Regions from separate parts of the Homo sapiens genome. Here region 1 is linked to region 2. A link is a contact called in ENCODE Hi-C or POLR2A ChIA-PET data. All regions are on one chromosome and are shown on one strand. Each heading gives the region's core, a stretch centred on a gene start or an enhancer-like site at or near the end of the contact. The rest is flanking DNA. Distances are from core to core; before and after follow the strand shown.

The links. A loop is a pair of places that touch in the nucleus more often than their neighbours do. ChIA-PET counts read pairs that join two places held with the same protein, here RNA polymerase II (POLR2A). Pooled maps may share reads with other maps.
Region 1: a pooled map shows a loop between it and region 2 (2.4-fold over the local background). The contact joins the enhancer-like site here to the promoter of POMGNT1 in region 2. A Hi-C loop is called at or near these places in 1 of 50 pooled maps. POLR2A ChIA-PET finds 5 or more read pairs at or near these places in 3 of 52 experiments (Panc1, activated CD4-positive, alpha-beta T cell and activated naive CD8-positive, alpha-beta T cell).

The regions. Positions count from the first base shown.
Region 1 is chr1:46,366,523-46,371,810 of GRCh38, forward strand. It overlaps a transcript of NSUN4 not described here. Among named protein-coding and RNA genes, the nearest start is that of FAAH, 25 kb to the right of the region's middle. Within about 2 kb of position 3,774, at least 4 of the 41 ENCODE cell types and tissues checked have a DNase peak (open chromatin) inside an H3K27ac peak, as active enhancers do.
Region 2 is chr1:46,197,137-46,202,040 of GRCh38, forward strand. It overlaps POMGNT1 (protein O-linked mannose N-acetylglucosaminyltransferase 1 (beta 1,2-)), which reads right to left and starts at 1,298. Exons shown (of 22, transcript NM_017739.4): 1 at 1,200-1,298; 2 at 566-735. The coding sequence starts at 685. RefSeq lists a silencer at 1,227-1,426.

The DNA.
Region 1 (5,288 bases), core at 2,524-5,023, 170 kb after region 2:
TCAATTTTGTACATCTGAGGTCTCCCTAAAAAAAGAGAAGGGGGTTGGCTGGGCATGGTGGCATGGTGGCTCATGCCTGTAATCCCAGTACTTTGGGAGGCCAAGGCAGGTGGATCACCTGAGGTCAGGAGTTCGAGACCAGGCTGGCCAACATGGTGAAACCCCATCTCTACTAAAAATACAAAAAAAAAAAAAAAAAAAAAAAAAGTGGGTAGAGAACCAAGCCCACAGAGAATAATAATGCAAAATATGGCTTAATGTAGGAGGGATCATATTGAGAGACCTGGAAGCTTAGCAGTATTGCCTCAGTCTTGTTCATGAGCTCCTCTTTCCTTGTGATTTGCAACAGTTGAACCACAGCAGAGGGTCAGGTATTGGGGCAGTTATGGGTCAATATACATTGATAGCTTGGATCTATGGTTTTCACCTTTTAGGAGTCACAAATCTGTTTGAGAGACTGGTAAAAGCTTTGGCCGTTCTCAGAAAAATAAAGACAAAAAACACCATAGCATTTTACATATAATTTCAGGGGCTTTGGTACTTCCTAAGGCCTATCTCCCCCAAGTTAAGAACCTTTGGATTAGAAGATCTCAGATTTGAGGGTCTTTAGTGGAAGGCAAGGGGGTCAAGCAGAGACCCCAGTAACAACTCAAATCACCACTCTCACCCCTGCCAATCTGCCCTTCTTCCCATCTGCATTCTTCATCTCCAAACTTAACACCACCCTTTACCCTGCTGCCCATGCCAGAAACTGCAGCTATCCTTGATGCAGTGACAGTAATCACTACTGTATATCGAACGTACCTGAGCCAGGCCCATGTGAAAAAAGCATTGTTTTACTTACATCATTGTTTCTTACTTTCACAGAAACCCTGGGATATGCTCTTTTTTGTTGTTGCCTATTTATTATAAAACTTTGAAAGAGTTATTCGTTAATTTGAACATTTTCATCCATTTTGTGGCTTTTCTTTGCACTATTTTTATGGTGTGTTTTTATTGCAGGGCAGGCAAGCCTCAAAACTGGGGCTTAGCCTGGGAGAAAGCCAGGAAAGAATTCAAGGGCAAGCTAGTGGTGTTAGACAGCAATCTTTTATTGAACAGTACTGCTCCTTGCAGAGTAAGGCTAACTCATAGGCAGCAAATCCAGAGTCAGCTGATATACTCTTTTTAGTCCCATTTTATAGAGAAGGAAACAAGCTTAGATTGCTTAAGTAACTCAAAAAGTTACAATCTGAAATTTCTTTTTTTTTTTTTTTTTTTTTTAAGACAGGGTCTGGCTCTCACCAGGGTGGAGTGCCGTGGTGTGATCTCGGCTCACTGCAACCTCCGCCTCCCAGGCTCAAGTGATCCTCCTGCCTCAGCCTACTGAGTAGCTGGGACTACAGGCACATGCCACCGCGCCTGGCTAATTTCTGTATTTTTAGTAGAGATGGGGTTTCGCCATGTTGCCCAGGCTGGTCTTGAACTCTTGAGCTCAAGTGATCAGCCTGCCTTGGCCTCCCAAAGTGCTAGGATTACAGGCATGAGCCACTGCGCCCAGCCACAATCTGAAATTCCTTTCTTGAAATGTCGCTTATATTTCTCTCCTTCCTAGCATTCCTACCTTAGGTAGGGCCTTATCATTTCTCACTGATCAAAGGCAGTAGCCTCAAAACTCATTTCTATTACTCCAATCAGCCCTAAATTCTTCCATTCTCCCCCATCCTCTCATGCCACCCCTTATCTGTTGTGTGATCGCCGATCACAATAATTCCTCCCATCCTGTCCCAGTACAATGTGACTTTGCTGCTTCTGTCATTAAGAGATGGAGTCTGTTTCCCCACCTCTTGAATCTGGGCTGATCTTATGATTTGTTTTGACCAGTAAAGTCTGGTGGAAGGGATGCTGTGCAACTTCTGCATGTAGGCCTCAAGAAGCCTCGCAACTTCCACGCTCATTTTGGAGCTCTTCTGCGGCTCTGTGAAGAAGCCTGGACCAATCTGCTGGAGACATGTGCTGGAAGCTGTCTTAGACCTCCTAAGCTCAGTTAAACGGTTAGGTGACCCAAACAGCATGAGTGACCCCAGCCAAGACCAACCTAAATCGCTGACCTCCAGAATCATGAACAAATAAAGTAGTGGTTGTTTTAAGCCAGTAAGTTTTGGAAATGGTTAAGTAAATTTAAATAAAATTTTAACATATGTCATTTGTGTTAGTAAGTAACACAAATCTGAGTGTCATTCATCTGCTTATAATTCTTTGTTCTTTAGGCTGGGCATGGTGGTTCATGCCTGTAATCCCGGCACTTTTGGAGGCCAAGGCAGGAGGGTCGCTTGAAGCCAGAAGTTTGAGACCAGCCTGAGCAACATAGGGAGAACCCATTTTTACAGAAAGATCCTTTGTTCTCTCTCCATTGCCAGCAGGATCAAGTCCAGACTTTTGCCCTGATCCCTGGTTGTTGATGCTGTTTTATCTGTGTCTGTCATGCCTTGCTGCTCCCCTTTTGCACAAATTCTTTGTCTATCCATGCATAGCATACCCCAATGCTTCTGGGTCAGGACAAATTGTCTCCTCTGTCTAAATGCCTTTTCCCTTGTGCTTTCTTGCTAGCTCAAATGTCCACCCCTCTGGAAGCTTTCTCTAATCCTTCTAAAGCTGGGTTGATCCTCTTCTGTGCTCCCCAACCTTCTCTATAATACAATGAATATAGCACTTTCCATGGCCACTTTTTCTTCTTTACCCATCTCCAAACTAGGAATTGTTAGGGACAGTAAGCTGGTATTTATTTTTGCATCCCTAACCCCCAAGTACCAACATGCTTAGTACCTATTTGGTAGTTAGTATATATTTGAGTACCTCCTATGTGCTAGGCTTAACTGTAGACGCTAGAGTGGTGAACAGAGCAGAAAAAAGTCCTTGTTCTCATGGGATGTACAATCTAGTGGGCAAGATAGACAAGTAATTACAAGTAAATTACAAGCAATTACAATTAGTTATAAGTAAATTATGAGTGAGCCAAGTACTGAGAGAAATGTAAAGTGCATATACCTGAGGGACCTAACCTCGCCTGGAGGAAGAGATGTTTAAACAGAGCTGAAGATAAAGAGGAGTTAAATTAGTGAGGCAGAGGAGGATGTTGGGAGTGCCCTAGCAGAGGGAACAGTTCGTGTGAATGTGAAGTCAGGAAAGAGGACATTCTAGATTCTGAAAGAGGTCCAGTATCCTGCAGTGTAAGGAGAAAGGAATGGTTGTGAAACACAAGGCTGGAGAAGCAGGCAGAAGCCAACCTACAACAGGGCTTTCTGGGCCACTTGAAGGAATAGGTATTCCATCCTGAGTAACTGGAAGCCATTGTCGGAGTTTTAAGGTGGAAAATGATCTGATCAGATTTCATGGGCCCCCCAGTGGGAATATGATTATCAGAATTTACTGAATGAGGAAGTTAAATAACTGGCTCTACAGAAATTGCTTCTGAAAGTCAGTCCTGTCCTTAAGTTTACTCAGCCTTATCTCTCTGAGTAAATGGGAACTTTTGAGCTCCAAGCTGTTCAGACCATATTTTGAGGTGACACTTTAGGAGGTGTACTGGCTGAAGAGGGTGACTGGGATGGAGAGGAAACTGAAAGTCTCATTCTGGGGAGAACTGGGGGAATTGGGAGTATTTCGCCAGGAGAAAGACAGACTTAGGGAAGAGAGATGTTGTCTCCAACTAGGACTGTTCTGAGGCAGGGGAAGCAGATGTGTTTTGAGTATCCCCAGGGGCAGAGCTGGGACCAGTAGAAGGAAGTTGTAGTGAGCCAGACTGTAGGTTAGCATACGAAACCTTTCAATGAGTGTTTTCTGAATTATCGCTCACAACCATGAATCATTAGTGGTCATGAAGTCAATTTGTGGGTATGATAAGCCTTAGGACTTCTCACAAAGGAGTACTTAGTTACTCCTTCTCTTGGACATGTAGTAGGCTTGCCTTCCCCACTCCCTCTGCAGGTAGGCATAGCCACGTGACTTGCTTTAGCCAATGAAATGTGCACAGAGGTGCTGTCTTTTTTTTTTTTTTTTTTTCCAGATTCATTTCACTTTTGTTATGAACAAACACAATCTCAGATCAGTATAACTAACTTCAGAGTTGATATTAATAGAAATTATTCCAAAATTATTCTTAGGTCACAAATTACTAGTATGCCACATAAAAAGGGAAAAATCCCACCTCATCAAAGAAAAGGTGTCCTGTGTATGTTTCCATGGGAATGAGTTTAAGCATTCTCAAATTTTCTCCGGCTAGTTATCCACCACTTCTCCAATGGATTCATTCAGTCTCTTAGAGAACCATATAGACTAATGATAGCTTCCGGGACACACAGACAGATCAAGTTCATGGTGGACATTGTTATTATAAAAAATACTCAGGTCTTGAGAATTCCTTTGCTGAAGGATCCCAAAATGCTTTATAAAAAGCATTAGTCATGCCTCAAAACTGCCCTTTGAGGTAGCTCAGTATTATTATCCCCATTTTAACAGAAGAAAACTGAGGCATATTAGAGTTAAGTGACTTGCCCAGGGTCACATAGCAAGTCAGTGGCACTGTGGTAGGAGAGGCTCTGTCCTTAACCACCAGCATAACATTGCCACCTTGATTTTTTTTTTTTTTTTTTTGAGACAGAGTCTTGCTTTGTTGCCCAGGCTGGAGTGCAGTGGTCTGATCGTGGCTCACTGACTCCCAGGTTCAAGCAATTATCCTGCCTCAGCCTTTCGAGTAGCTGGGATTACAGGTGCCTGTCACCACGCCTGGCTAATTTTTCTTTTTTACTTTTTTTTTTTTTTTGAGATGGAGTCTTGCTCTGTCGCCCAAGCTGGAGTGCAGTGGTGCGATCTTAGCTCACTGCAAGCTCCACCTCCTGGGTTCACGCCATTCTCCTGCCTCAGCCTCCCGAGTAGCTGGGACTACAGGTGCCTGCCTCCACGCCTGGCTAATTTTTTTGTATTTTTAGTAGAGACGGGGTTTTACCATGTTAGCCAGGATGGTCTTGATCTCCTGACCTCGTGATCCGCCCACCTCGGCCTCCCAAAGTTCTGTGATTATGGGCGTGAGCCACCGTGCTCAGCCTAATTTTTGTATTTTTAGTAGAGACGGGGTTTCACCATGTTGGTCAGGCTTGTCTCAAACTCCTGACTTCGTGATCCCCCCGCCTCGGCCTCCCAACAATCTGGGATTACAGGTGTGAGCCACCGCGCCTGACCAGGGAGCTTTCAATCATGATGAAGGTGAAGGGGGAACAGGCTTGTCACATGGCAAAAGCAGGAGCAAGCAA
Region 2 (4,904 bases), core at 48-2,547:
GGGTCTTTCTGAAAGGAGGGCCCTGGCTGCAGTGAAGACATCCAGAGAAACTGGGTCCTGTCCCTTCCTCTGTCTGCCTAGCTCTACTCCCCTGACCAGGGCCTAGTTTCACAGCCACTTTCCCCAGGGAACCTCCCCTGACACTTCCCCCTCCATTAGGGCCCTCCCTACCCAGTGCTCCTGTATTCTTCTATTTGAGACCTTGATTTCCTTGGTCCCCTCCATTGTTGGTTTCTAGAGATGGAGCCAGGCCCAGGGACCCAAGCGGGGGATCAGACCTGGGTCCTGGCCCTAACTGCCTCACAGGGGTGTGCCTCTCTGCAAAGCCAGCCTGATCAGACTTCAGGCTTCCGTCAGAAGCTTAGAAGTTGTACTTGGGTTCCGATTCCAGAACTTTGGGTTCAAATCATTACCTATAGGGACATGACACATAGAGGTCTCCCCTCTAGGAACCTGCTGCCCCTTTCCCACTGGGGCTGGCCAACAGGGGTCCCAGTGCCTGATTTAGGTGGGGAGGAAGCTGGGAGGGAGCGCTCGGTGGGGAGGGTTTGGGACATCTCTATACCTGACAGAATCTCCGCAGGGCCCGCTGGTTTGTCAGTTTATACTTCCAGGTAAGGTACCAGCTCCGCTTCTTCCGAGCCCCAAAGGGCTTGATGAGGGGGCTGGGCTTCCAGTCGTCCATACCGGATTGGCGGGTCACCAATGTCCTGGCCAGCCCATGACTTCAGGAATCTGAAGGGACCAGAGGGCCACATGGGGTAAGATGCTCCTCCCAAAGTCTGATGCCTTCTGGGGAGATGAGGGAGGACCTCCCAGCAACTCTTCCCTGCAAGCACCCATACTGTGTGACATGGGGAAAGTGGCTCAACTTCTCTGGGCTGGCAGGAAACCCTTCAGTGGGGTTGGATCACCTGGAAATTCCCTGAGACTGGAGTAACTCTCTGAATCAAGGCTGTCCAAGGGTGGAGGCCAAATAATCGGCTCAAAGTTCGTTAGCCCCTACAAGGACCAAGTTCCAGGCCTTCCCAAGCCTGTGGTGAGCAAAGAGCGACCTCTCCTGCCCCAGTCTTCAACCCTCGTCCCATCCTATCTGCCCCAGCTTCTCTCCTCCTCCCAGGGCCCGGAGCCGCCCGAGGGCTCAGGAGACCTGCACCGGCAGCGCTACCCGTTCCGGACACCCACGCGGAGGCACTCACGGCTTAGGGGCCCCGGGCCCCGCTCGGGCCCCGCTAGGGCCCTCACTGCTCGGCCCGGCTCGCCGCGGCCTCCGCCTCCTCCATGCCGCTTGCGGCCCCGCCCCGGCCTGGCCCGCCCCCCCGCTTCCGCCGCCGCCGCCGCCGCCGCTGCCGCGGGGTGAGAGGGCGACGGGCGGTGCTTAGGGCGGCGGCGGCGGCGGCGGCGGTGGCGGCAGCGGCGTCGGGGTGTAAGCAGCCAGCGAGTAAGGCGAATGCTCAGACCGTGCTAGGCAGCTTCGCAGCCCGGCTGGCTGGTGGGGCTGCCTGCACGAGAGCAGCCCGCTCCCCAGCACCGCCGATGGCAAGCCCGACTCCAGTCAGAGGCCTAGCACCTTGGACCAGATCACAGGGCACGCCAGGGTCAGAGGGGCTGCAACCCTTGGACACAGGGCACACACCACCCGCCCCATACCCGTCCTGGGCAAGGCCGTTACCTAGTCCTGGGGCATGCACAGCTATTGGAGGCCAAGGGAGATTAAAATCCAGGTTCTGTCACTGTTCTAAGCACCTTACTGATGATGTTTAATTCCACAACAACCCCATGAGGTAGGCGCTATTATCATTATTATTGTTTTTTTTTTAATTGAGACGGAGTCTCGCTCTGTCGCCCAGGCTGGAGTGCAGTGGCACCATCTCGGCTCGCTGCAACCTCCGCCTTCTGGGTTCAAGCGATTCTCCTGCCTCAGCCTCCTGAGTAGCTGGGACTACGGTCGTGCGCCACCACACCCAGCTAATTTTTATATTTTTAGTAGAGACGGGGTTTCACCATGTTGGCCAGGCTGGTCTTGAACTTCTGACCTCAAGTGATCCGCCCGCCTTGGCCTCCCAAAGTGCTGGGATTATGGGCAGTGAGCCACCGTGCTGGCTATAGGCGCTATTACTATCCCTGTCGCAGATAAAGAAATAAGACCTAATATCACAAAGCTAGGAGAGGTGGAATTGAAACTCAGCCTAGCTCCAGATTCTGCTCTTAACCACTGCACTCTGCTGGCAACAATACATAAGAATTGCCAGGTTTAAATAACATCATACATAGAAAGCAGTTAGCTTAACACAATGGTTCTCAAACTTTAGCTTGCGTCAGAATCACCTGGATGACTTCTTAAAACAGAGGTGCTGGGCCCCATCCCTAGAGTTTTAGATTCAGTGGTCTGGGGCAGGGTGGGATTTTGCATTCCTGAGAAGTTTCTAGGTGATGTTGATGCTTGTTTGAAGTGGATAGCCATAGAACAGTTTTAGGCAGGGGAGCAATATAATCCAATTTCTGTTTTAAGAGAACCTTTACTTTTTTTGTGGAGAATGGGTTGGAAGCAGACAGAGGAAGCCAGAAGACCAGTTAGATTTTTTTGAGCTTTCTGTATTCCATCTGCTTCCTGAATGGTGGGGTAATATCCCCCAAAATGAAATGTTAACAGTACTTGTCTTAGGAGTTAAAGAAATACATGATTTTTCCTAGTAAGTATGTATAAGAATGGAAGAAAACCCAACACATTTTATTACATTTGAAAAGATGTCCCGGCTGGGCACCATGACTCACGTAATCCCAGCAGGTTGGGAGGCCGAGGTGGGGTGGTCAGTTGAGGTCAGGAGTTTGAGACCAGCCTGCCCAACGCGGTGAAACCCCGTCTCTACTAAAAATACAAAAGTTAGCTGGGCGTGGTGACAGGCGCCTATAATCGTAGCTACTCAGGAGGCTGAAGCAGGAGAATCGCTTGAACCTGGGAGACAGAAGTTGCAGTTGAGATTGCACCACTGCACTCCAGCCTGAGTGACAGAGCAAGACTCCGTCTCAAAAAATAAAAAAATAAAAATAAATAATTAAAAGATGTCCCTCAGGGTTCCTTCCTGACCCTCTTTTCTCCTCAAACTGACTCTTCATGGATGATCTCATTCTCTCATGACCTCTGTTACCAATCTAGATGCCCAAACTGACATTGGCAGTTCTAACCTCTTTCCTGAGCTCCAGGCTGCCTGATGTCCAGCAGGACATCTTCACAGGCCCCTCTAACGCAACAGCACAACTTCTGGAATCATTTCCTTTCACTCCTAGATTTCCTGTGGGTTCCCCTCCTCAGTGAACTGCACCAGGCCAAACAGCTGGGAGTCACCCTTGACTCCTTGTCTGTCTCCAGTGACCAGTCCAGGTATGTCTTGCTCACCATTGTATTCTCTACACCACACACAAAGGCTGGCACATAGTAAGCTCTCCGTAACATTTGTTGAAATCATTCATTTGTATTTTTTAACAAATTTTTATTGAATGCCACTATAAATGAATGTAACCAGTCACCTAGTCCTGTCAGTCTTACCTCCTAAAGAGCCTTCCATTCTAGTCTAATTCTTCTTTGACCTCACAATCAGCCCCAGTGCAGGCCATTTCAGTTTCTTGCTTTCCAGCCAGTCTCCTTGACTCTAGATTTTTACTCCTCCTATCCTTTTCTCCTTGCAAAATCCAGAGTGATTTTCTTTAAGGCAAATGTTGCCGGGTTCGGTGGCTCATGCCTGTAATCCCGGCACTTTGGGAGGCCAAGGCGGGTGGATCACCTGAGGCGGATGGATCCGCCTGGCCAACATGGTGAAACCCCGTCTCTACTAAAAATACAAGAATTAGCTGGGTGTTGTGGCAGGTGCCTGTAATTCCAGTTACTCAGGAGGCTGAGGCAGGAGAATGGCTTGAACCTGGGAGGCAGAAGTTGCAATGAGCCAAGATGGTGCCACTGCACTCCAGCCTGGGCAACAGAGCCGGACTCTGTCTCAAAAAAAAAAGACAAATGTTTTGTCTATCTCTAACTTAAAACCCTTCCATGGATCAAAAAGTACCAAGGAAAATGATGTTACTTAAAATTATAAAGGTAGGCCAGGCATGGTGGCTCATGCCTGTAATCCCAGCACTTTGGGAGGCTAAGGTGGGAGGATTGCTTGAGGCCAGGAGTTCGAGACCAGCCTGGGCAACATAGCGAGACTCTATCTAAATTTTAAAAAAAGTTAATTACAAAGGTAACCTTAGATGAACTAAAAAGAGTGATAGAAATATGTAGTGCCAGGCCGGGCGCAGTGGCTCACACCTGTAATCCCAGCACTTTGGGAGGCTGAGGCAGGCAGATCACGAGGTCAAGAGTTCGAGACCAGCCTGACCAACATGGTGAAACCCCCGTCTCTACTAAAAATACAAAAATTAGTCGGGCATGGTGGCACGTGCCTGTAATCCCAGCTACTCAGGAGGCTGAGGCAGGAGAATCGCTTGAACCCAGGAGGGCAGGTTGCAGTGAGTCAAGATCGTGCCACTGCACTCCAGCCTGGGCGACAGAGTGAGACTCCATCTCAAAAAAAAAAAAAAAAAGAAAAAAGAAAGAAAAGAAAAGAAATATATATTGCCAATGGGGGAAAGGAACTACAGAGTGTGAGTTAAACCCATATATCCATATTTATCTGAATAGGACAATAAACAGCAGATGAATGTTTAAAATTGAGAAGTAGTGTGGCTGGGCATGGTGGCATACTCCTGTAGTCACAGCTGCTTGGGAGGCAGGAGGATTGCTTGAGCCCAGGAGTTTGAGTCCAGCCTGGGCAATGTAGGAAGACCCTGTCTCTAAAAAAGAAAAAATAGTGGTAGGATTTACAATAAGAGGATAGTTACTCCTACCCTACCCTTTCACACCTCTAGGC